Linked DNA regions of Homo sapiens: region 1 is linked to region 2. Evidence: read pairs that join two places in POLR2A ChIA-PET (ENCODE). Cell type or tissue: MCF 10A. All regions are shown on one strand. Links, peaks and the distances in the headings refer to the core of each region. The heading gives the core; the rest is flanking DNA. Region 1 overlaps FNBP1L (formin binding protein 1 like). Region 2 overlaps BCAR3 (BCAR3 adaptor protein, NSP family member).

Region 1 (12,648 bases), core at 3,561-6,060, 53 kb after region 2:
AACCCAGGTGCCCATTAATGGTTGACTGGATAAAGAAAATGTGGTGGCTAGGCATGGTGGCTCACGCCTGTAATCCCAGCACTTTGGGAGGCCAAGGCGGGTGGCCTGAGGTCAGGAGTTCGAAACCGGCCTGGCCAACATGGTGAAACCCTGTCTCTACTAAAAATACAAAAATTAGCCGGGTGTGGTGGCGGGCACCTGTAATCCCAGCTACTCAGGAGGTGGAGGCAGGAGAATCACTTGAACCCAGGAGGCGGAGGTTGCAGTGAGCAGAGATCATGCCATTGCACTCCAGCCTGGGCGACAAGAGCAAAACTCCATCTCAAAAAAAAAAAAAGAAAATGTGGTACATACACACCATGGAACACTACACAACCATGGAAAAGAATGAAATCATATTCTTTGCAGTAACATGGATGCAGCTGGAGGCCATTGCCATAAGCAAATTAATACAGAAACAGAAAACCAACTACTACTGCATGTCCTCACTTATAAGTGGGAGCAAAACATTGGGTAAACATGTACATAAAGATGGAAACAATAGACACTGGGGATCCCAAAAGCGGGGAGTGAGAGAGGGGAGAAAGGCTTGAAAAAATACCTATTGGTTACTATGTTCACTACTTGGGCAAAAGGATCATTAGAAGTCCAAAGCTCAGCAGCACACAATATATCCATGTAATAAGCCTGAACACGTGCCCCTTGAATCTAAAATTGTAATGAAAACTATAACCATAACCTAGCAATTCTACTCCTCGGTACAATTTTAGAGAAACTCTGAAATCAGTAAACATGTACATAGATACACATAAGCAGTATATTTTTACTAGCAAAACTAGTAGCCCAAATGTCCATCGACAAGAGGATGGATAATTTGTGTATACTTTTATAATGGAATACTATACACAATAAAATTATGCATAAACAAGGATAAATCTTAAAAATGATGAGTGAAAAAGTCTCAAGATACAATGGAATATTTAAAATATTTGATAACTGGGATATTACTAAATTCATAAATATATAAATCAGTGTACAAATCAACAAGATAATTCATTTTATTTAAACTACATAAAACTTTATCAAGTGATATAAGTAGCACAAACCATTTATAAATCACTAATAATTTTCAAGTTGTTTGTTTAAACAAATGGGTTGGTATAATCTTTTGCTTGATATGGCTGTCACCAGGGAAATGATGCCCCTGTGATTTGACACAAGGAACTGCAAACTCTTCCAGTGACTTCCCCCATTCAACTGACCACTGTCATTAGTTTACTAACCACTGCCTGGCACCTGAAGAGAGGGAACAGGTAATGGATCGCCATCTCACCTCCTACCCTCATCAGACAGCACAGCACCATCTGGGTGCTGGCTATATGCCAAGAGCCAGTGGCAGGAGCTCTCAGCCATAGAAGAGAATGGAGAAAAGGGAGAAAGACGGAGTAAGATGGTTGGGGATTGCTCATCTTGGTTTGCCAGAATTGGAAGCTTGTAGTTTGTCTGTCTCACTCCACACTCAAGACAGTGCTTCCACTGTGCCCACCTGGTAATATTCTACTTGTTAAACTGGGTGATATATTTATCTTATAATGGTTCATAACATACATATACATATTATCCACAAGAAACTCCTCAGGATGGAGATTCTGGGTTTACCAAATCAGTTCGTCAAATGCTCCCATATCCCTAATAGTGCTGTCACAACTCACAGAAAACAAGTGAGAAATCTTGTCAAACTGAAATTGTGTTGAAAGCAAGACACTAATTATGTCTTAGAATTACCCCCATTTGTATCAAAAGAAATGAGGCTATTTTGACATGGCTTATTCTTAGGAACCTCAGTCAGTTGCCCAATACACTGTCCCCTAAAAGCTAACATCATCTAATACTTTCAAGGGTTGTTGTCCAACTTCTCAGAATTTACTCTTCAAAATGTGTGTTTGCCAATTCCCCAATCTTTTGGTGCATCTTATGTTTTCTGTAGTTTCCCTAATTCCTGACAGTGACTATACTCAGGAATACATTGATCCTAGGTATATAAGCTCATTGAAATAGGTTGTTTCTTAAGCTTTTTTTTTTTTTTTTTTTTACTTAAGCTAATACAAGTTGAGTATCCCAAATTCAAAACTCCAAAATCTGAAACTTTTTGAGCAATGACATGATGCTCAAAGGAAATGCTGACTGGAGAATTTTGGATTTGGGGATTAAGGATGCTCAACTGTTAAGTATGTAATGCAAATATCTAAAAAAAAAAAAATCGGAAATATTTCTGGTCCCCAGCATTTCAGATAAGGAATACTTAACCTGTACATTCTTCAAAATAAAACCCTTTTCAATGAGACTAGAGAGACTTTTCATTTGTTGTTATCAAGGACGTTATCTTCCCCTCGCAAATAGGAAGTGATTTCACTGATCTTAGTTTTGATAATAAAAGCTTTCTTCATTGTTTTGAGCTCTCCACCCCAAACCTCTGTCCATCTGAAGCTTTAACAATTGACACTATTTTCCTGCTATTTTCATTGTTTTGTGTGTTCCTACTTCCAAACTTGGCATTGATCCCTAAATTTTCATCTCAACAATCGTAACCTCTCATTGTTCAGCATCTACCCTGAATTTTATTCCCTTTTCTGAGTTTCTAAAAGTTTGCAGTCATAGTTTCACATTTGCATTTTTTAAAAGGTGAATCTTCTGAAATTAGACTTCCTGAAGTTACAGATAATGTGTCACTAATTATGGCAAATGTTCTTTCCATGCTTTGAAATGCCAGGAAGACTTGGGTGTTGTAACTGATTAGGAATCAAGCCGGAGCACAGGAAATGCTGTCCAGCGTGTAGTGGCTAGATTGGGCTATGAGGTACAGGGACAGTTCGTATGGTTGCAGTGGACAGATGGTGTAAAAGGAAAGTCTATGCAACACAGCTACTGGAGAAGAAAGATAAATCCAAATTATTGCATGCAATTTAAATTCACTCTAAAGAGACAGCAAACTTTTTTTTTCCTTTAGGAAAGCTTAGAGAAACCAAAATTAGAATACAATTTCCAAAACTGCTTTGCAAAAAACAAAAAAAACTTGTCCCACTTATGGAATTTGTCATCTACTCTGTATTATCTGAGACTTGGCACATTCAAGAACAAAATCATCACATCTCTGATTCACATAGCAATGAAAGATCACACACTAAACACCTTAACAGGCCATGAAAAGATTGTTTTATTCCATGTAAATATTCTCAACAGAGAACACTATCTTTAAATGAAGGATTTACCATTAAGAAATCAACATGTGCACAAAAAGAGTAAAAATTACCAAAAAATTAAAGATTTTTTGGGACAATTCACATGTTCAAAATTTAAGAATGATTTAAACTGTGCAAGTACAAATGTCTTTCCTATTATAATAACCCATATACAGGTTGCACTATTCCACATCAAGGAACTTGCCTCCTACGGAAGCAAATCCTGCTTTTAGAAAAACAAACAGTAGCTTGAAAAGAACAGTTAGTCCTTACAAGAAAGTCTTAAACTTTGCCCTCTGTGGCTGTTAGCCAAAAAACCATAAGCACTTCAGGCTTTGTACAGAAGACAAACACAGCCAGATCACATTTCCTCCTCATTGCTAACCTTTAAAATAAAAATAGCACTAGATTTTAAAACTACTTCATGTAGTCTGTCAGTACTGAATAATGTCACATTATATAAATAACCCTGTAACGAGATTCAATATCTAAACTTTATAGTTTACTAGCTGCAAAGGTAATACACTATATGTCAGCTGTGTAACAGTGGTGACTTGATCTTATGAAGGCAGTAACTTTCACACAATTGTCATTCAGCTTTAGTATAACGGGTAGTATGATTCAAATAACACTGGGAAAAAGTTATTAAAGCAGTCACACAGCTTCTAAAATATTGCTTAAAATTCAATAATACACAAACCATTTCACGTTCTTTCTCCCCTCAAAACAGTAAAGAACCAAATTAATGAAGATTCAGTGGTACAAATAACCCCCCACCTGCCCCATCTCCCTATTACAACACCACTAAGAAATTAGTTAAGATACATGTCATTAACAGAATCACAAATGCGAGGCAGGACACCATGAGCAACAGGAGCACTAACAACAATCATATTTACAAGTATAAACATACAGAAATTCCATTTTACAAGTAAAAGTGCACATAGATCATTACAAAGTTTCACTAAATTTTATCAGGTTCAAACAAAAGCATCACGTGGAAAGAGACTATCATTGTAATTATCAAACATGATCGTCATAACCCAAAATAAAAAGACAATTGGGGGAGGCCCATAAAACTTCTCATAAAACCACTGAGGAAATTAAAATGGACTTGGACATGTCTTTAGTTTGATGCATAAATTTGAAGATGCACCACTGTATATGGTAGAGCTCTAATAGCCACCTACCGAGGCTACATCGGCAGCTGCAGCGGTGCTGCAGAGTTAAAGCAGGTCGCACTGAGCTGACACATAAAGCCCTTTGTGGGATACTGTAGTGGTAGTGTTGGCAATCAACAGATTTAGGCACTCAAGTTTAAGGCAGCATTTGAATGGAAGCAGCTGACTTTTGACAATAGTCCTTTGTCTTGAGGTGGTGAATATCTTCTGTGTTTATTATGCCAGGATTTCAGTGCTGACTAGATTCTTCCCAGACTGAGGTGCTGAAGATGTATCACGTTTCAAAGAGTTCTTTCAACTGGGCTGTAGGCTACAGCAGAGATGTTTTCTTTTTCTTATCATAAATACTTCAGGTTCACAGCTACTTCTTCGTAATGCCAAAACTGGAATGTTTGCAGTGGGGAAGTTATAGCAGTGTGCACAAATACTAAGATGGAAACATTAGTGCTGGAGATGTTTGACAAAGTGATTTGCACTACAAATGTAAAACAAAACAAGGCTTTGACAAGAACAAGGGAATCTAAAGACATGCCTGAAAAATCTAGCTCAATCACGCTAGACATGCAACAGGATGTTAAGCAAGCACGGAGGTGGCGCAGGCAGACACTGACAGATGGCAAGGATCTGACAGATAGTGGGTCTAAAAGCCAATTAAAACAGAGCTGGGAGGGAAGACAATCCTGTTGGGACAGCTAATGTAAGACACATTTTTTGACAGCTCTGCATTCTTTATTGATTAGACAGCAATAAAATAAATAGAAAAATGGTACACTATTGTTGGCTTTTTCTTTTGTGGGAATAACTGTGAACTAGGAACTTAAGGGTTGGTATTATGATTTTTAAAAACAATGTATGGAAATGCTAATGAAGTTAGTAAAAAAAAAATCATGTCTGCATGCACTCATGCAACTTGCTTCTCTCACTCTCTTTGAGCCTGACAACTCTAATACCCTCCCCCAAAAGCAGCTGCATGTAACCTCCTTCAACATCTTGCCCATTTCCTCAGAAACCCTCTTCAGGAACCTGCAGTCCAGGAGGAAAAAGAAAAGAACAATTACTGAAGACCTTTGGTAAAACCAAAAGGGGTGTTCAGTTTAAAGTGCCTGTCCCAAATGTCTCTATCATTTTATAGTCAGCTACCGAAAACACCAGGAAAATTTAAAACATGGGCAAAATTAAAAACCAATCTTACTGCTTCTTCACACTTTACTTCCCCACACCACTGACTCAGGGTGTGGTCACACAACCAGCACTGCACAATCCTTGACTGCACAGTGTTTCCAACAACGCTTGCTGAAACTAATTGGAAAAATTTATCTATCCTAATAACTAATGATTCAGCGGAAATAACAAAATGCCCTAAAGGCGGTACACATATCTTCCTCTAACCCAGATAGTCAAAAAGTTTCTCCTTTAAAAATTAAAATTTGTCAACACTTCCCCTCCATTCAAGGTTTCCTCTATCTTCAAATGTGTATTTTTCTATGTAACTGTGTATTTTCCTATGTGTAACTGCTAAATGCTAAATAATCACTAAAGTGGTATTTCCCAAAAGATATTTTCAAGATGAAACATACAAAAGTATGAGATTAGTTTGGAAGGAAGCTTGTAAATTATTGAAAATTACCAGCTAACCTCAAAATATTTTGAGGTCTCAAACAAAATCTATTTTATTCACCTAAGAGCTAGACCAGGAGATTTATTTTGAAACTCTCTTTAAATCTACTTAAATAGATTATGTGCTACCTGCTCATTTTCTTCCTTTAGGAAACCAAAGTTAAGAATAGGTAAGAAAATGAAAATGATGTTATTATTTTACTAAATTATCCAACTACTATTTTTCTTCTTGGAAACTGTAGCTACAAATTCAAACTTCTAGAAGAAACCACTCTTTGGGGAGTCGGCTTTCCATAGCATTTCAGAGCAGTTTCACTATTCAAATTCACTAAAGTCACTGTGTTTTCTGAAGTAAAGGGGGCAGAGAGCATTACTATCCATGAATTCCTGCCCAATAAATCAAATTCTATTTGTAAGGCAGAAAAACACAAATCCTTCACACAGACTTAAGCGGGACATAAAGCAAAAGGCATCAATTAAGCTTCACACCAACGTTACTCAAACAGTAAAGTGCCACAAAATGTTTCTTGTGGTAATATTCACAAGATCAAGCCTACACTCAGCTCACATAGTGAACAATTAATCTTGGATGCCCTTTAAGTTTCCTTATTTTTTTCAACCTGTTGAATGTGTTTTCATTTTATGTTACTCTTCCTATGTCACACATGGCACAAAGGTGCCTGGTTAGTTTAGATATAAGTTACTGCACCTTTACTGTTTTTCTCTAGAGTTACATCTATGTATGACGTGGGAACGTAGCCTTCTTCACCGTTCTGTCTCCGAGCTCTTGTCCATCCGTCACCTTTGTCCTCCTCTATAATGTAGAGAACTTCACCTTCTTTCATTGCTAGAGTACCTTCATTATGTCCTAGATGAGAGTTTTCACAAGCATAATTTAAGCATTGTGATAATTTTTTTTAAAGTTACTAATACAATGCACAAAATACAATGAAACCCTACTAGATTTCAATGTACCTGGAACTACTGACTCTCACTAGCAACATCTCTATTGTGCTTTGTGGCTTACCCAGCACTTTCATATACATTCTCTCATTTGAGCTGCATAATAAGCCCGCAGGGCTGGATAACATCACCCCCATGTAACGGATGAAGTTAACTGAGTCACAGTGACATTACATGATTTGACAGGGTATTCTAATTCCTATGTCACTATTCCAACTCTTTTCCCAAATTTTAGTAGTCTATCTAAAAAAATTCAGCAGGTATGGATTAGGAAAACAGTAACCAGATAGCAAAAGAGCAGGAAGAAAGAAGGAAAAAAGAGAGTCTGAAGGGAGAACAGAGAAAAATACGGGTTTGACTCTAGAGATGGTAGAAACAGAATGGCCATACACAACTCTTTCACTCTCTATCCCCAACCACGCCCAACCTGCTTAGCAGTAACAATTTTCACAACTGAATCTTCATTTAACACGTGCCAAATTGCTTCCCTACTCTCTAGATTACATTATAGCAAGTTTGTTTTCTTTTGTTTTGTTTTAGAGATAGGGTCTTACTGCCCAGGTTGGATTCGAACTCCTGGGCTCAAGCAATCCTCTCACCGCAGCCTCCCAAGTGTCTGGGACTATAGGCACACATCACTGCACTTGGCTGCAAGGTCTTAAATTTAATATATTTTCTAATAAGAAGTAACTAGAGACTTTGCTCAATTTTAAACCAACACGAAGTGGGGAGAAAGACCTTAAATCAAGCACCATTTTACAACCGTTTATTTATGAAAGTGTCGCTCAGTTCTCCTGTTAGTTGAGGGAAAGTATTTTTCACAGTCCAGGATAAAGAGGAACTAAAAATCTGCAGGAGAAGGCCTCAGTGCCTTACTTCCCTTCCAGAGTTTGTTCTTCAACTTTCATAGAGTAAGAGATAACATAGTCAGTAGCTACTACATTCTCTCCCACTTTCATCTAAACAGGTGGCCTACGGACTCAGTATATGATGATGGCATTCAGCTAGCTATGCCTTGTACCTGTCTCTTAATGTTAGTAAGCTACAAGGAAGAGCATGAAGTGGCATCCGCCAGCATCCCGCTTCCTGGGTTGAGCTACATGTTCAAGCTGCCTCGACTTTGTTTAGGACATGTGCACAGTAAGGACTCTGGTGAAAATTCTGCACTGACCAAAATTGATAATTAATTAATAATCTGTATTAGGATGCTAGTAACGTGGGCAATTTCCTTTTAATTCCATGTACGGAAGAAAAATATCTACATTTGTAATACAGTTATAACAAAAGTATGCATACTAAAGAAATGGGATAATAATTTTCTGACAACATATATTACTTAAATAAGGATACTACAGTGAGTGACTTGATGTAAATACTTTTAAAGAACCAATTTTTTTACATACAATATTATTAAGAAAATCATACCATCAAAAGGGTAGATAGCTTTGCAGTGTCCAATAGCAGGCAAGGGATCATCATCCTCAAATTCATCATCAAACTCATTGTGGTGACCATGCTGCTGGGGTGGCCCACGGACTTCCTGGTTTGCATCATCAGTGTAACTTCCCTCAGGACTATAAAACAAAAAATTATCTCTGATCAAGTATCATAAACATGAGAATTCTATATATTATTTATAAATTGATCACCTCAGGATCAATTCCAAAAATTAAATATTAATGACACAGTTTCCACTTAAGCCCTATTTTTTTCAAATGTCAAGTATACAAATTACTTCTAATACAAAATGCTGCTTTGCTGAATTTCCTGAATTAAAAAAAAATTACAAGATTACAATATTCTAGGCACAAAGTATTATTCAGTAAATACACCTCACTATCACTCGGTCTAGACATAAAACAGAAAAACGTTCTAGACCCTTGTCTTCCATCATCCCAAATTTATCATCCTAAAATTCCTTAAGGGATCCATGCATATCCATGTTTAGTTCACACGCTTCAGGTGGATTGTTTCTATTCTGAATCTGGAGTGGCCCATCAGAGCAATCATCTATATAACCAGTTCACAAGAAGTCCTGTAACCTAATCAGATTTAAGAAATGCACAGAAACTTTTGCTTGGGACTCTTCGAAGAGAATTCACTCTGTCCCTTTTCTACTGGACTCGAAACCTGCAGGAATACTCGCCTAGAGCTTTGGAGCCTTAAAAGGAAGCCAACACAGTAGAAAGCACAGCTGTGAGGTGGAGAGAAATTGAGTCCTAGGGATAACATCTGAGCTCCTAGATCAAGCTCTCCCTGAAGTCAGCCAATGAAGTCCATTTTTAGTTTAAGCCAGCATGGGTAAAGTATTCATTCTGTCACTGAAAATTAAAAGATTCTCAACTAAAATAAAAAGTAAAGTAAATTTCCAACTAATCATGGTAACAGGGAAGTTGGTAACTTAAAAAAATCCAAAAAAGCAGGTAATACAAACACAATTTATTTTTCTTAAAATTTTTTAAATCAGAGAAAAATGTTAATAATTTTGCTGAAGAATCAAATGACTGAATTAGATTTAATAATGGAAAATTTTACAGAATTAGATTTTAACAGTACTTTCAGTAAGCCTGGAAGCCAGAGAAATAACACATGCCAAAGAAATTAGATCCTTTTAATCTGAGTTTTACCTAATAACAAAAACCAGTAATTTGTGGGTATCTCTTAACAGATTAAAGATATGTACTCTTTCAAGAAGTGATACTACTATTACCACTATTTACTACTAGGTGCTTTATGTGTATTATTTACTTTTTTACTAACAAACCTAAAGGGTGGATATTTTAACCTCCATTTTATATTTCAGGAAATTGAGACTTAGGGAGCATTAAAAATGAACTTGCTCAGATTACACTGTAATTAAGTAGAAAACTAAGAGTTGTTACTAGGCCTCTCACATTTTTCTCTAAGGTGAATCCTAATTTGTGGACTTTTAGTCTGGAAAAAAAGATATAATACATCAAGAAAGAAATGTCACAAGTGGTACAGAAACTTAGCAAAGTGTCTTTTGGAAGCTCTGGTCCAAACTAACAATACATTTTTTTTTCTTCACAAAACTCTGAGCTATTTGATAGTAAAATTTTTCTTTGGCATAAGCGACCCTAATTCCACTTGAACCTTAGGAAACCTTCCCATGCCCGAGGAGCCTAGGCCCTCAGACTGTAGCTCCAAGAATTTTCTATGTTCCTAGCTCTGTGTTTGGATGCATGACAAACTAGGATTGAATAGCAAGATGAACTTTCCTACTTCACCTGTAATTATCACTAAAGAAAATTACTTAGGTTCAAAAGACTGAGGTTACTAAAAGCTTAACTTGTTAAATTTGGAAGAAAAAAACGAATTGTATAAAGTTTAGGACAAAAGGGTGAGAAAACTCTGGGGAGAAGAAATACAAATAAAATACAAAAAATCACCTTTCTCGTCCCTGTGTTACAAGATGATTTATGTCACTGCTATGTCTTCTGTCTCCTCTCCCACCTGTTTTGCCTTCGACTTCAGAGAGCCAAGCCTTAGGAAAAAAAATAAGCAAACAACTGAGCTCAATAAATATGTTTAAAAGCTCATAAGATATCTACATTTAAAATGTGTTTAAGTTTTTATAATTATGTAATTCTTAGAGATGTGAAACCTTTATTCCAAACTGGTCAAAGGATCAACTTTATAGCTGATTCAAAAAAATAGTATAAATGTTTAATCTTATATAAAGGTCTAAATAAAAAACTTTAATGAGATTAAATAACACACATCACAATAATACTTTTAGATCATAAACCCTAACATTAAATATAAACATTTGAAGATAATTCTAACAAAAACCAATCTATCATAATGAAGTTTATAAAAATAATTTATCTTGACAAGTGCTGAATAACAAATCTACCTCATTCTTATGGATTTCCATTCGTAGGCGGTCAATGTTATTCATGGTCTCTGCTAATTTAGGCTGCAAACTCCCTGGATCCCCCATTTGTGGATTCTTCTCATATACATCTTTCATTTTGTTGAGTGCATCTCTAAAAAAGAGAAGGAACCCCAGAATTAAATATTAACTTCATATGCTTCCAGATAAAAGAGTTTTATTGGACTCTGGGGACTCGTACGCAGCTTAATCTTAAGTAGAGTCACATCTTTTTAAGTTTGTCTAACATGACCTGATTAAAGACAATTTGCATAAAGGTGATAACATATAGAGTTACTAATTTATGAAGACAATCAGAATACCAAAAGAGAACAGAGTTCATTTCTTACTTCCTGCTTTCTAAACAAGGAATTTTATTTATATGTACATATACACACACACACAAAATCAAGGGCTGGAAGAATATTCTTCAGCTCATCATGTCCCAAATCAAACTCATTATATTCCAACTCAGCCACACTATTCCACAGTGTTCCTTAGCTCATACATCATCATTGTCCTCCCACTCACCTCTGCTAGAAATAGGAATGGCAGCTTTAACTTGCCCCCACCCAAAGTCAGTCATTTGCCAATTCCTCTCAACCTACCTCCTATTCTCTAATCATATTACAATCGGTTGTGCCTCAATTAGCTGTCCTTGACTCTAACATCTGACACTATTGACTAACACTCCTTAATACTCTTTTCCTTCATGACTTCCTATAGGTTACATTTTCTTTTCCCTCCTCCTCACCTCTGCTTTCTCACAATCTCCCTCACTGCCTTCTTTCTCCTTCTTTGTTCAACCTTTAAATGTGTATTACATAAAATGACAAAGGTTTCTTCTCGTCTCTTCCTACAGTCTTGTTGGAGGATGATCTCTTAATTGTTTTAATATCATCCATCTTCAGATGATTTTCAAATGCATATCTCCAGACCTCTCTCTCCTGAATTCTAGATTCATATCTTTAAACCCAACTGGACACTTCTAATATGGATTTTTCACATTTCAAAAATCAACATAAACAAAATCTTTATCTTTGCCCTAAACTTTTTTCTTATTGTTGCAATTAAATCTATAGCTACAAATCTTTTTTTTTTTTTTAAGCTTCCTCCATGTTTTCTCTTCTCCAGCATCCAATCAGGTGAAAGTACAACCTACTTTGGCTTTGAAATGATTCTTTTATCTATTCCTCCTTTCTATTCCCATGGTCATGCCTTAATTTAGGCCCTCAGTATCTCTCACCTGGATTGTTAAAGGCTTCTACCTCCAATCTCTTTCCTATACTATTTACTCTTCATACAGTTTTCAATTATCTTTTATCACACAGAGCTAATAATGTTACCCCTTCTCTCAATAACTGGGGACTGTAGTACCTACAGAACTTCACAGAAAAGCATTCAGAATTTTTCACAAGTCCTATACTTCTTCATCCTCAACTTCTATTATTATGTTCCACATAATTTTTAACCAAGTCTCTCTGGATTAGCACTAATTCCAGTCCATGGCAAGAACATTCACATTTCTGTGCCTTTACTCTTGTTTTGGACATGGAGATATCTGGGAAAATTTGAGTCACCAGAGGTACATTCAAGTTCTAAACTGTGGTCAAACCAGTGACACTCTGGCCTTCTTGCTCGTATTCTCATATTCTGGACATGTATCCTTTTTGCAATCTACTCATTTAGTGCAATGTTTCTCATATTTTTATGCTTTTTGTTGATATTGGTGTTTAAAATAGCCCCTAAGCAT
Region 2 (12,648 bases), core at 6,229-8,728:
CTCAATAGGACAGAGCTATTTTTCTTCTTTCTCTCTTTGTCTCTCTTCCTTCATTTCTAACGAACACAAGGTAGCTGAGCCCTTTTCTCTGTTTATCCTGCTGGTCCATTACTTATCAATAATGTACATAATGTACAGAAGCCACACAATATTTCCTTTCAAATTGCAGCCAGGTTTCAAAACATCTCAGGGTTCAGAACTGTTGTTGTCTTTACTGCTCACATTTTAACATTTGTTATAAGACACCGGTGCCAAGAGCTTTGTATAATATGTCAATACACTATTTTGATGAAAATATTCAGAGAACCTCCTTTGGCTAATTCAAGATGAGGCCTGTGTTCTATTTGCCTGCCTGTGACGCACTAGGAATTAAGATTAATATAGGCTTTCGTGGATCTTGGGGTTTGTCTGCCTTGGAAAAAGCCTGTCGGCCCCAGCCTGACTGCGGACCTCGTTTATTCCTGGGAAATTGGACTCTGAAAGCTCTCAAGGAATCCTTCCCACCCTGAAGCAGAGCTCCCTCTCCTGTGGGACTGGCTCATTCATTACCTTTGAAAAGGCTGCAGCAGGGTTATGATGTTCTGCTTCTTTCTTCTCAATACGCTTTTAAAAAAATCAGGAAAACTACCTGTTAGTGGGAGAAAACCTTTTTGTTTAAAAATATACAGAGTGGGAAAAGGGTGAGTTTCCATTGATTTTGCTCCCTGGTAGGAGTGTTCATTTTTGTCCCTTTGTCAAGAAATTTGACAGAGGATGAGTAATTAATCATTGGTTAGAAGCATTCCCTTCCTGACTTGAGCCCCTTTCTGTCCTGGAGCCCAGTGAAGTGATGCGAGATCCATGTGGTTTCTGGCCTAAATATGGATCGTTCAAGTGTGGGGCAGATGAAGTCATGCCATTAACAGTATTTTAAAGCTTCCAAGATAGACTAGGAGGTCCCAAAGGGTATGGTGCACTTCGGGGATTGGCAGTGGGTTTCACTCTAATAGAAGTCCTTCCACAAGCCAACTTCTGCTAATTCAGTGAAGTGCAACTCAGCATTGGGTGTATGAGGGAGTCAGCCTATAAATATCTGGGTCTGAGGGATGAGTTTCTGTTTGGGTACCTGTTGGTCTGCAGTTACGGCCCCAAGGCTACATAATATATAGAAAAGGCCACTTAATATATGGGGTAGTCGGGTCCAGCTGTCCTTCAGCTTGTGCACTCTCTATCTCTCCACCGTGGCCACTCTTGGTGGTTGACTGTGGTAGAAACACCCTTCTTTCCGCCTGGACTTCTACTCTATTCCCAGTTTGTCGAAGTCTTCATAGCACAGAGAGAAGGCCTGAGCTGCTCACTCACTGGAAACTGTAGCCCTCGGTCCCAACTTAGGGTTTACCAACTGCACCCTCAAGATGAGTCTCCCTGTTTTGTTTTGCTTAGCTAGTTACTTGGGAAAGAAATCTGCTTGTACTTAATCCCCCATCCTGCCAGTGGTGCCCCAGTTGATAATGCCGAGTCGCTTTATTGACTCCCACTTTAATTAGGGGTTCCAGATCTTGCTGCTCATAATTAGTTTCCGTTGCAATTAGAGTTTCAAAATTAAATTGGGATTGATTGCCTGATAGCAAAGAGGAAATAAAGCTCCAATTCTTGACCATGTATACTGCTTCTCTTGGCATGAATTTCTCATACCAAAAATAACACTGCGGTAGCCATGGTAACTTTCCATTTGGTCTAATCCATATCATCTCTGGAGAAAGTACGATGGTATTAATAGTGTTTGCTGTATGGGAACAAAACTAAAAATATAGAGGGTCCCTCCTTACATAGGAGAATGATTATACAGGTGTTTTTAGAGAGTAAGATCTTATTTGCAGCGGTCTTACAGAATTTAGGATGTATTTAGAGGCCTCATACGGACTTGTGTATAAAGACCTTGGAAAGGAATTAAATGGGAGGCCGAAAATGGAGAGAAGGATCAGGGATGTGCTGGCCCTCATAGAGTTGGGGCCAAATACAAGATGTTCCAGCCATGTTGAGGGTCATGACTTTAATATCCCGAAGGGGTTCACAGTAGACAGCCGTTACATAAAAGACTACTGGATCTTTTTTCTGGGGGAAAAAAGACGAAAGTGTTTTATTTAAGCCCAGTGGAAAGAAACTTGTAATGGAGATATTCCAGATCATAACATTAACAGACATATTCAAGTTCTAAAGTCCATGCGTGTTGAATGTAGAATGGGTGTTGAATGTAAAGTCCATGCATAAGCCCTCTGTTAGGTGGGGAGGGATTTGTGGGAGGTGTGGGGCAATAAATGAGATTTGAGGCATGGTTCCTGCCTTCAAAGACTTACCACAAGGATATTATTAGGTCATAATATCACTTCATTACATTTGCAAAAGACTTTCAAATGTATGAGTTCTTTCACATCTTGTCTCATTGGAGTCTCAAAACAAGCTCTCTATGCTATGAAGACTTCAACAACTTTGTCTCACTGGAGTCTGAAAATAAGCTCTGTGAGGTGAGCAGGGCAATAATTTACCCTTTCCGCAGAGGACACACCAAGGCTCAGAGAAACAGCCCGCCCAGAATCATTTCGTGGGGAACTAGGAATAGAAAGCAGATTTTCTGGGCTGAAGCCTAGTGCTCTTTCTTTTTTTTTTTTGAGACGTAGTTGCCCAGGCTGGAGTGCAATGGCGTGATCTCGGCTCACTACAACCTCCGCCTTCTCCTGTCTCAGCCTCCTGAGTAGCTGGGATTACAGGCACCCACCACCACACCTGGCTAATTTTTGGTATTTTTAGTAGAGACAGGGTTTCACCATGTTGGCCGTGCTGATCTTGAACTCATGACCTCAGGTGATCTGCCCACCTCGGCCTCCCAAAGTGCTGGGATTACAGGTGTGAGCCACCATGCCTGGCTGCTAGCGTTCTTTCTACTGTACTATATTAAGACAATTGACGCCTAAAATAAGATGATATTGTGTATGTTAATACTTTATTTTGCAGTTCAGTTGGGAGAGAACAGTGTGAGCCTTAGTTTTTAGGAAAGCTTCAGGGAGGATGTGGGACTGTTTTTGTTTTTGATGTTGTTGTTTGTTTGTTTTTAAGAACAGGTAACCCCTTTTAAATTTTTCTCCTTTTTTTAATAACTGGGGATTTGGATGGACAAAGAAAAGAATGGCATAGGGACGGCATTTCAGCCTGGGGGAGCAGCAGACCCAGTAGCTCAGAGATAGAAAAGCCACTGGCATTTGCAGGAGTGCAGAAGGCCAGGCCTGCTCAGAGCAGAAGGTTCACTGGGAAGGTTAGTGTGTGACATGGTCAGAGAAGTCACAGAGGATCTAGGAATAATCCCAGCAGCCAGGCCTCCTGTACCAGGGGTTAATAAGTATTTGAGGCACATTTCCCCATTGGCTTTCATCCCATTGCATCCTTAGTTCAGCTCAGCAGTCACCGGTTGTGGTACCTCGGATGTGTCGGTGCTGGGGACCCAGTGGGAGTTGTTGGTCCAGTGGGGATCTCTGCTGTAATACCATGCCTGGTGGGCATTCTGCAGACATTTAACTCTGGTTGAAGGAAACGATCGGTTATCACTGATTTGGTGTTGCTCTCTTTAGAGGGTGCTGTGGCTCCCTGGAGGCACATGCCTGGCATAGATGGGGCAGGAGTGGCGAGGATCAGGGATGGCCTCCTGCAGGGAGGCAGAGCCTTTGCTGAGTCTGGTGAATTAGTCGAAGTTATCCAGAGAAGGAGGAGAATTGGCCTTCTTCGTGGAGAGAGGAGCACGCACAAAGTGTAGAGACGTGGAGTACCCCGGTGTGGGCAGGCAGGGAGGCATCAGCCTGGAAGGGGAGCACAGGGAGTGGCCGCTGGCAGGCCCGCCCCCAGGTCCCTGGTGAGCTAGAGGAGGAACTTGGTAAAAAGCACAATGGGTCACATTTCTGGGGCTGGCACTGGAAACAAACCCCTACCTCTTCTGGCCCCTTGTGTCTCTGACTGTTAGTAACTTATTTATTTAGGTATTTTTGTGGACAGGGGACAAAGGAGCTGAAACTTGTCACTTTGTCAATGTTTGCGCCTGAGGAAGGTCAGGGGTGCCTGTGTCAGAGGAACCTAAGAGACGGGAATTACCTTGCAAGGGCGGAAAAGCCACCTTTCTGAAAGAGCGCAGATAGAGAGGTTGGGGTGTGGTGCCTGTGGATAGATGGAATCAGTAAGTCTCAGCTAACCAGGCCTTAAGTCTAGTGGCCATGGTCTTGTCAATGAGCAGCCACAGAAGGCAGGGATGTTAGACATGTGCTTTCCTAGACTTATATTCGACTGTCTTTGCAGCCAGGAAGTGCTATGTAGTATTGTTTCTTTTTTGTTTTCCTTTAAAGTCATTTCCCCTACCCTGAAAAAAATATCTGGAGCCTCTTGGAATCCATATTACAGCCTGAGGAGTCACATCTGCCCATCCTAGAGTGCCAGGCCCCTGGAACTTGGTTTCATGTGAAACTGTCTTTCTGTGGCGGTGCGTGTGTGTGGTGCAGCAGAGGCCCTGCTCATCTTCCCTGTGGCTGGTCATTTGGTCTGTCTGTTACGGTGACAGCTTGGGGACTGGTGACACATCCCAGCATTGACGATGGCCTGAGTTGCCTTTGTCAGTGGGGCAGATGCACCATCAGCACGAGCTGCGCAAGGTGGAAGAAGCCTTGCAGGAAATGTCTTTCCAAGTAACTCAGCCCCTCCTCGTGGCAGCTGCTAGTTGCTCACTTATCTCTCCAGCCCTCCAAAAAGAAAGGACAGTGTAGCTTTTTGAAAGAGGCTTAAATGCATTCCATTGGCATCTGGTTGGGTGGGATCTGGTTTCAATATCAGGGGAAAGACATGCTTGACAGAGCCTGTGTCCCAGGACCCGGTTCCCTAGCAGACCCTGGAGCTGGGATCCTGGCCAAGAACTTGTTTTTGTTGGAGAGACCTAAGTGGGAAGCAGAGACGGGATTGGGATCTTGGGAAAATTCTGTTAGTGGATTCAGCACCTCCAGGACTGCAGAGGGATGGGCCATGCTAAACACTGGGGAGGACGCTGGAGGCTTGGTGTGCTCCGACCACAAAGGTCTCCCCGCACAGCCTGCGCGAGAGGTCAGCAGTGCACGGGGGACCCAGGCCTGTTGCTGGGTTTAAAGATGTTGTCAGTGATAGCTTGGGGGCCTTTTAGCTGATGGGTATCTTGGGTATCCCCAGGAACAGCAGAGGAGACTCAGCCTGTCCTGGTTGGGAAGGAAAGGAGAGCCTCAGGAGGTTGGACACCATCTCTGGCCTCAGCTGTATTTCCAGTGTGTGTCCACAGTGCCAGGAGCTACTGTTGAAATCTGGCTCTGGCCATGAGAATCTTATGGCCTATTTTTCTGTCTAGCTCATGAAAGTGCTATGTTTCATGTCTTTTAGTTCTTGTGGAGAAGAACTCTCCCCAGTGTCTACTCTAGATATGTGTGTGCTTTTACAAAAATAGTTATGTAGAAAGGACTGATGAGTAAAATCTGGATTCTCAGTAAGATGAGATTTGAGGAACTATCCATCCAGCCTCTGACTCAGAAGCCATTGATTCATCGCCCTTCCCCAGCCTACCCCTAGCATGTGCACTGAGGGCCTACTAGGAGGGGGAAGACAGAGGTGAACATTCCGCCCGAAGGAGCTCTGCTGTGTCTGGTGGGCGGATGGAGATACAAGCAGCTTACGCTGTGCTTTGTGGTGGGTGCAAAGGCAGGAAGGATGCACAGCCTATTGTGAGATCCAGGGAGAGGTCTTTAACCCAGCCCTGGATCAGGGGACTTCCTGAAGGAGATAACACTGTAGGAGCCATAGGGACAAAAGGCACAGGAGAGGGAAAGAGCTTCCTATACGGGAGCTTGAGGCTGAAGCTGAGGAGTGGAAGGAGATGAGCCCATAGAGGTGGTTGGGGAACAGAGCATGCTGGGCCTTTTTTTTTTTAAGGGCAGTGGGGACCCAGCAAGTGGCTTGGATGCGGAGTGAGTGAGAGCTTGGGCGTTGGACTCTATGTGTGGGATGAGTTTGAGGAGCAGCAGCAGCATCCCCCTAACTCATGCCTGTGTCCTCCCTGGGCCCCTGAAGCCTCCCATCTGTCCTGCTTGTCCTAGTTCAGCTCACCCTAATTTTCCTCCCTCCACCTTCTCTTCAGGCCTTGTCCTTCTAACTCTCATAACGAGATCGTGTTTCCTCTTAGCTTAGAAACATGCTGTGGTCTTTCCCATGTTAAAAACCCTCCTCGTTTCCATGCTCATTCCTGGTCCCCATCTTCCTCCACCCCGAAGCTGGTTAACAGTCTTTTTAAAATTATTGATCTGGGGGTGCATGCACAGGTTTGTACATGGATATATTGCATAGCGGTGGGATTTGAGCTTCCAATGTACTCACCACCCAAATAATGAACATTGTACCAATGGGTAATTTGTCAGCCCCTCACTCCCTATCCCTCCGCCCCTCTTTTGGAGTCCCCAGTGTCTATTATGTCCCTCTGTATATCATACATGCATAAACTCTCACTTGTAAGTTAACACAGTCTTTACTCCCTCCCTTTCCATTGGCCACTCAGCCCCTTTTATGCCACCAGTGACCTGCACATTGCCAAGTGCAGCGGATGCTGTCCAATTCTGATATGATTGGAACTCTCTGCAGCACTTGACAATGTTGACCATTTCTTCCTGAAATCAGCTTTCTCAACCTCCAGGACACTGCATTCTGTTTGTTCTCCTGTGTCCTTCCTGTCCAGTCCTACTGTCTTCTTGGGTTTCTCTTTCTAGTCTGCCTCTGAAAAGCCTCCCCCAGCCCTCTTCTCATGCTGTATCCCATCTGTTTGGTGAAAGTTGGGATAGAATACCCCTCTATACTGAGGACTCCCAAGCCGTAGTTCTCCAGATAGGCTCTCCAGTCAACCTATGTCCATAGCACCTGGACCCCATGGCCCAGTAAGTGACTCCATCCAGAAGGCCCAGCAGACCTTAGTTCTACATCTTCTTCCACAAACCCACTATGCCCTCGTGCATTTTTATTGGATGTTGGTGGCTCAGTCATCTTTCTGGAATGCCCATGCCCCTTCCTCCTATTCATTTTCCACATGTAATTAATGAGTAGGTCTTCATGATATTACCTTCTAAACACCACTCTCACCTGTCTCTTTCTTTCTGTCCCTACCACCACCCTATTTTCTTGTGAGATGTAAACATTCTTGCTCACTGTTTAGCCCACAGGAATGCTGTATGAACTCATGAGATCTGAGTTGTATTGGGTTGAGTATCTTGTGTCTTTAAGTCCAGTTTCTGGTTCTCTGTTTCTCTGCATGACATGTAGGATGTTTGCTGTTTGCATTTTTTAAAATGCTTGTTAAATGAGATATGTGGGTATCTAGTGCTTTGAGCTCCTCTAGAAGGAATATACCTTTAAAGTGACCTGTGAGTTGTATATTGAAAGTGGTGCAGTTGATGTCTGGCCAAAACCCATCTTGTGATGAATCATTTTGTTTTACTGCAAGCCTGCTGCGTACTTAGCACTGACATGTGATGCGCTTTGTCCCAGAGCAGAGTTCTAAGATGGTAGTTAGTCATGGTACTATTTTGGAGAGAGAGAATTTGAAAGTCATTTGTTCTACACCCCACGCTGGAAGGCTGTCTGAATCTTTGGCTTTTCCTCCATGTGTTTGGCATATCTTGTTTTTCCTTCCAATTACATCTTTGGGTGTCTTTCAACTACGGTGCATTTTGTTCATTCAGTACTCTCCTTTTCCTAATTCATCTCATTCATTCAAGGTGAATTAGGAAATGAGAGTATTTGAATTAAGTTGATTTTGATTTGCTGACATTCTTATTGAAGAGCAAATAGGACATCTGGTTTGATGAATAGCTGTGTTCCAGATCATTCATAATTTGCATTAAGATGTTGAATTAACAAGATTGAATTACCAGTGGTGAGGATTTCTGGCTTGGATCTTCTAGCATTTTGAACTCTGATCAGCCGGTTTTCAAACTCTTTTATTAGGGTCTGCCTTAGCCAGGGCAGTCTTTGTTCTTTTCATTCTTTAAAGATGTTAAGAAAGCACTACTATTACTGAGTGTAATCTTGCTGCTGAACTCAGCGATTAATATTTCACTTGCATTGTTTCTTTTAACCCAAGTGCCAGCCCTGTGAAAGCAAGAGAGATATTATTCAAAGTCGCTCGAGGACATGGTTAAAGGGAGCAAAGTAGTTTAGACAGGGTTTTCACAGTAGGTTGGACTGGTGTTTAGCTTTTATCAAAGCCCTTCATTTCTCTAGTCCAATAATGATTAAGTGCACCCATTGACCTTCGGCCTTCCTCTGAAGTGTGGCACATCCGACTTCTCTCTAGGAGGAATGAGAATACAGGCCTGCCTCTTGGGGTGATTTGGATGTCTGGTCCTCTGTGGGCTGCTCCAGGAAGTCATCATCTAAATTTGATCTAGACGGAAGGTACCCGCCAGGGCTTTCAGCGTGGCAAGATGTTAACAAATGGCCTGTTGGAAATCTCATCGTGTTTCGGTTTATCTATTAACGAAAAGGTGAGACCCCCTTGGAGCTGAGCTTTGAGTGAGGCTGTAGGTAAATGATGTTTATCAAGGGGTAAGAAACATGATGGGCAAACTCACTGGGGTCAAGAAGGGATGGAGAGAGACGTTACAGTGCAATGAGTACATTGAGCAGTTTCACCAGTGAGTGGGTGATCTTAGTGAAGAAAAGAAGCCACATTTGTTGGCGTTGTATGTGCTACATTCTGTCAAGCTTAGAATTCTACCCGAAGTTTTCAGAACAAAATCAGTGAGAAATAATTTTCAGTCCCTTGGTGTTCTATCAAAATAAAACTGAGCTTCAAAAGCAACAGCTTCATGATCTGGCAGGATGGGAATGTGTGCAAGAGACCTTGCCCAGAGAATGACTGTGGATCAAAGGTAACAGGGGTTTAACATCAAAGAAGGCATGGGCACCTATCACAATGATTCTAATGTAATTAGTTTGTCATGTAGGATTAAGTTACTGCTGCCTGCTTACAGAGTGCTCTGCTCTAAGACTTCAGTCTGCACAAATTAAAATTAAATTAGTCTTTTTAGTTTGCACACATGGATAACAGAAATTTAATGGGAATTTCTCAGAACTTTGATAAGCAAGGGGTTCTACAGATATCCTCTTCATATTTACTATACATGATTTCTGAGCCTCTTTTGATAAGAGATTGATTAGGTTTGATAATGAATAAAAGGAAATCTCTTAGATTTGGGATCTCTAGGGGTTTTGATGGTATTTTCTTGTCTGCACTAGGGTCTGATTGCCCCTTGTATCCTCACTCATCTGTGAAAAGGAAAATCATATACAGTAGGAAAATGAAACATCTTAATTTAACAGCAAATTGCAAATCAGTTTTTAATGGCACTAAAACGACCATTTGGTCTACAGTGTGATAAATGATAGAGATCTAACTACAAAATGGAAAAATGGCATCAAAACCCATCTGCAGAATCTTTGCCGAAAGGGAGATTCTTTCTAGGATTTGGAAGAGATAAATTTATTTCATCAAGGTGCTTAAACGTTAACATCAAACTAATTGAAGTGTTTCAGAATGCTAAAACTTATTGAAATTTTTATGGAATCTCTGCTGCCAATTTCTTTGTCAGAAGGGACCAGAAACCCTCACTGACCCCAGATAAGATAGATGTTTATTGCTGCACATTCTCTTCAAATGCTTTGTCTCCTCAAAAAGGCTGTGACTGCTGCAGGGCATGGAGTCCTCCTTCCATCACAGCTGCGGCTGCCTCAGATCTAGCCAGAGAGGCAGAGTAGCACGGCAGGCATGCAGTAAGTCCTTGGGTTTCATTTAAGGCACGGTGTTCCAGTGACTATCAAACTCTTGATTGAAAATGGAGCCCCTGACTATTTCTGCAGAACTTTAGCCAAAAGGGTGAAGTGTGCATGGATTAGGAAGCTCTCTGCAAAGGCTGCTTCACTGAGCTTTAATGAGAGAATTTGAAGGAGCTGGCTCATAGCAAGGGGCCCAGTGAGGCCAGAGGTCCTCATCTGCCAAGGGTCCAACACCTAAAAGGCAGAGAAGTCTCAGGGACACACTCAGGGACCCTCCCTGCTGGCCTGTAGAGTGCCTCTTGAGTGAATAAGAGTAAGACACCCTTTCCTCAGGACACTTTATTGTCATATGTTGGGCAGCTGTTGTAATCAATATATAGATCCATGACAGCTGTGTACAAGTGGCACCTCCTTAGCTATGGTTCTGGCAACGTCCTGGACCGCTGGCCAGGCCACCATGTGCCCACTGGGCTGGGTCAGGCAAAGATGCCCAATTGCCCACGTTCACATTTGGTTTTGTTTACCCAACAGGGATATAAAATATGAATTTTTTTCTCTTTGAACTTTTTTATTTGTAAAGTTAATTATTTAAGTAAATGCTTTGGCTTTAATCACAGTTATTAGCATAAGAAACTATTTTTCTAGCCTAGCATCCCAGTGGGAAAAGTAGGATTGGTGAATTCAAACCTTTCTTCATTTATCTTTGGATTATAATAAAATAAACTATTTTTAAGTAAGCCACAAAACCAGCAAGTGTCAGTAAAAGGTGAAACAGAACCAATCTACTAATTATTTCATTGCAAGGCTTTAGGATCGCCACAAGTGCCATTCCTGTTCTTTCTGTTCTACTTTAGATGAAAACACCCAAGGGCTCGTACTAGAAGTAACTGGTCTTCAAACTTGTGGAGAACTGGATTTTTATTTTCAGCTTCGGGCAGGGTTTAGAGTGATGAAAGTAATTGGGGTTTATTCATTCTTTGGGTTCATGATCAATTTATGCAGGTTTTCAATTGTAAAAATACCAATTGGGTCTTTAAAAGTCCTTTATATACTTCAGAATTTGGTTGTAAACTTGGCTTGAAATTCAACGCAAGGCAGGGGTTCAAAAGGGCTGAGTTTCTGAATTCTCCAAAGAACTTCATTTCGGGTTGGATTTACTTGTAAGACGATGCCAGATGTAGCAGCCTTCTTCAGAGGAAGGGTTCAGACTGCTTTGTGTAGTGCTTTTGAAAGTGTGCTTTTTGGGGATTCAGTTTCTTTACATGTTTACAACATTATTGGGGGCAGTGATGATGCAGGTCTCAGGTCATCACAGGGATTCCCAGAGTTCAGTGGATTTGAGATGTGGATCTGTCTTTTTGGACCCCCAGCTTGGGCCACCTGGTACAGTTCACAGCCCAACCCCCGTGGGGTTTCCCACCCTGAGCTCATTGGAAGACACTGGCCTTGCTTAGAAATTAGACCAATGGCCGGGTGTGGTGGTGCAGACCTGTAGTCCTGGCTACCTGGGAGGCTGAGGCGGGAGGATCACTTGAGCTATGAATGCGCCACTGCACTCCAGCCTGGGAGACAGAGCAAGACCCTGTCTCAAAAAAAAAAATGAAAAAGAAATTAGACCAATGTTAACATCGAAGATCCAGAACTCCAGTCAGACTTATAATTTTATTTGTAATCAAAATTTCTGGATAGGATTTCTAGAAAATCCCAACCTGTGGAGTTGTTTGATACAATTTGATAAGAGGCCTGGACTGTTGTGGACTTCTCCCTCAAGCTAATAAACTGTTCCAAAACTGAAGAAAGGAGGCTTTTGTTTGAGAACCCTGATAGCATTCCGGGTGTTGGAGCCTGACACTCCCAACTAGGATAGAATAGCCCAGCAGCTTGCTAGCTTGCTCCTTCTCCAGCCTCCTCTCCCTTCTCCTCCCCACCTCCTCTTTTTATGCACACATTCCCTCCTTCTTCTTTTTCTTTATTCAACCAAGTTAATTGCCAGGCTTGATCATGGAATAAATGAATGACTAGAAAATCATCTCAGTTTTTAAAATTCAACAAAAAATTTCTCAACAACTAAGTGTCCAAGAAGACAGAATCTACATACAAGGACCTCTTAGTCTTGTGCAAACACAAAACTGTCTTGCACTCGCATGCTGGGCTGTGTCACCTGTGTATTTGTGGATATGTGAGCCACCTGGCGCTAATACATATACTTGTTAATAGTGAGATATATGCATACAAAGTGCTTGCCACCAAGCGACAGTATGCCTGCTTACTCACCCTGCATCTATAGAACCATTGAGTGCTACTCAAAATCCCAGGAACTGTTGACTTTGCACTGAAATAAACGAATAAACAAACCTGTGCCTAAGTAGAGATCAGTTTTCCAACTTCTAGCTTTTTTATTCCATTAGAACTAAATTATCGAGGGCCAGATATCTCTAAAACCTCTGATGGATTTTGTAATTTTTTTTCTTTACTTCTTTAGTGAAGTAGTTCCATTTTGTTGCTAAAAGCCGTCTTTGAAAGAGGGTTCAAATTCCACATTGTGTCAAGCGAGCATCCATGTGCCAGGTATAGTGCCAGATGCTTTACCTGCATCAGGTCCTATAGTCCTGTAAGGTGGGAGTTATTATCCCCACTCCTTATGCATAGAGAAACAAGCTCAGAAGTGTAGAGATGGCCCAAGGTCACTTGTTCTTGACCAGCCTCCAAGCTCTCTCCTCTCCTCCACACCCAATGTGACAAGGAACCTGCTAGACAGAGGGCAAGCAAGTGAGCATGGTTCCAGCCAGTCACTGTCTA

The links. Peaks named below come from ENCODE experiments on the same cell type or tissue, not always from the same donor. Only the 100,000 strongest peaks of a DNase experiment are listed, where the experiment ranks them.
Region 1: POLR2A ChIA-PET joins it to region 2 with 6 read pairs; 4 of 35 experiments call an interaction of 5 or more read pairs at or near these places.

What each region holds. Positions count from the first base shown.
Region 1 is chr1:93,545,204-93,557,851 of GRCh38, reverse strand. It overlaps FNBP1L (formin binding protein 1 like), which reads right to left. Exons shown (of 17, transcript NM_001164473.3): 13 at 10,878-11,010; 14 at 10,411-10,505; 15 at 8,426-8,574; 16 at 6,747-6,905; 17 at 3,191-5,443. The coding sequence ends at 5,436. Among named protein-coding and RNA genes, the nearest start is that of TRC-GCA7-1, 35 kb to the right of the region's middle. RefSeq lists an enhancer at 4,310-4,838 and a silencer at 4,886-5,180. In MCF 10A, for the core only: no CTCF peak of the experiment used is centred there; a DNase peak (open chromatin) is centred at 5,021.
Region 2 is chr1:93,600,921-93,613,568 of GRCh38, reverse strand. All of the region lies in intron 3 of BCAR3 (BCAR3 adaptor protein, NSP family member), which reads left to right. Among named protein-coding and RNA genes, the nearest start is that of BCAR3-AS1, 15 kb to the right of the region's middle. RefSeq lists enhancers at 1-75, 3,310-3,873. In MCF 10A, for the core only: no CTCF peak of the experiment used is centred there; a DNase peak (open chromatin) is centred at 7,518.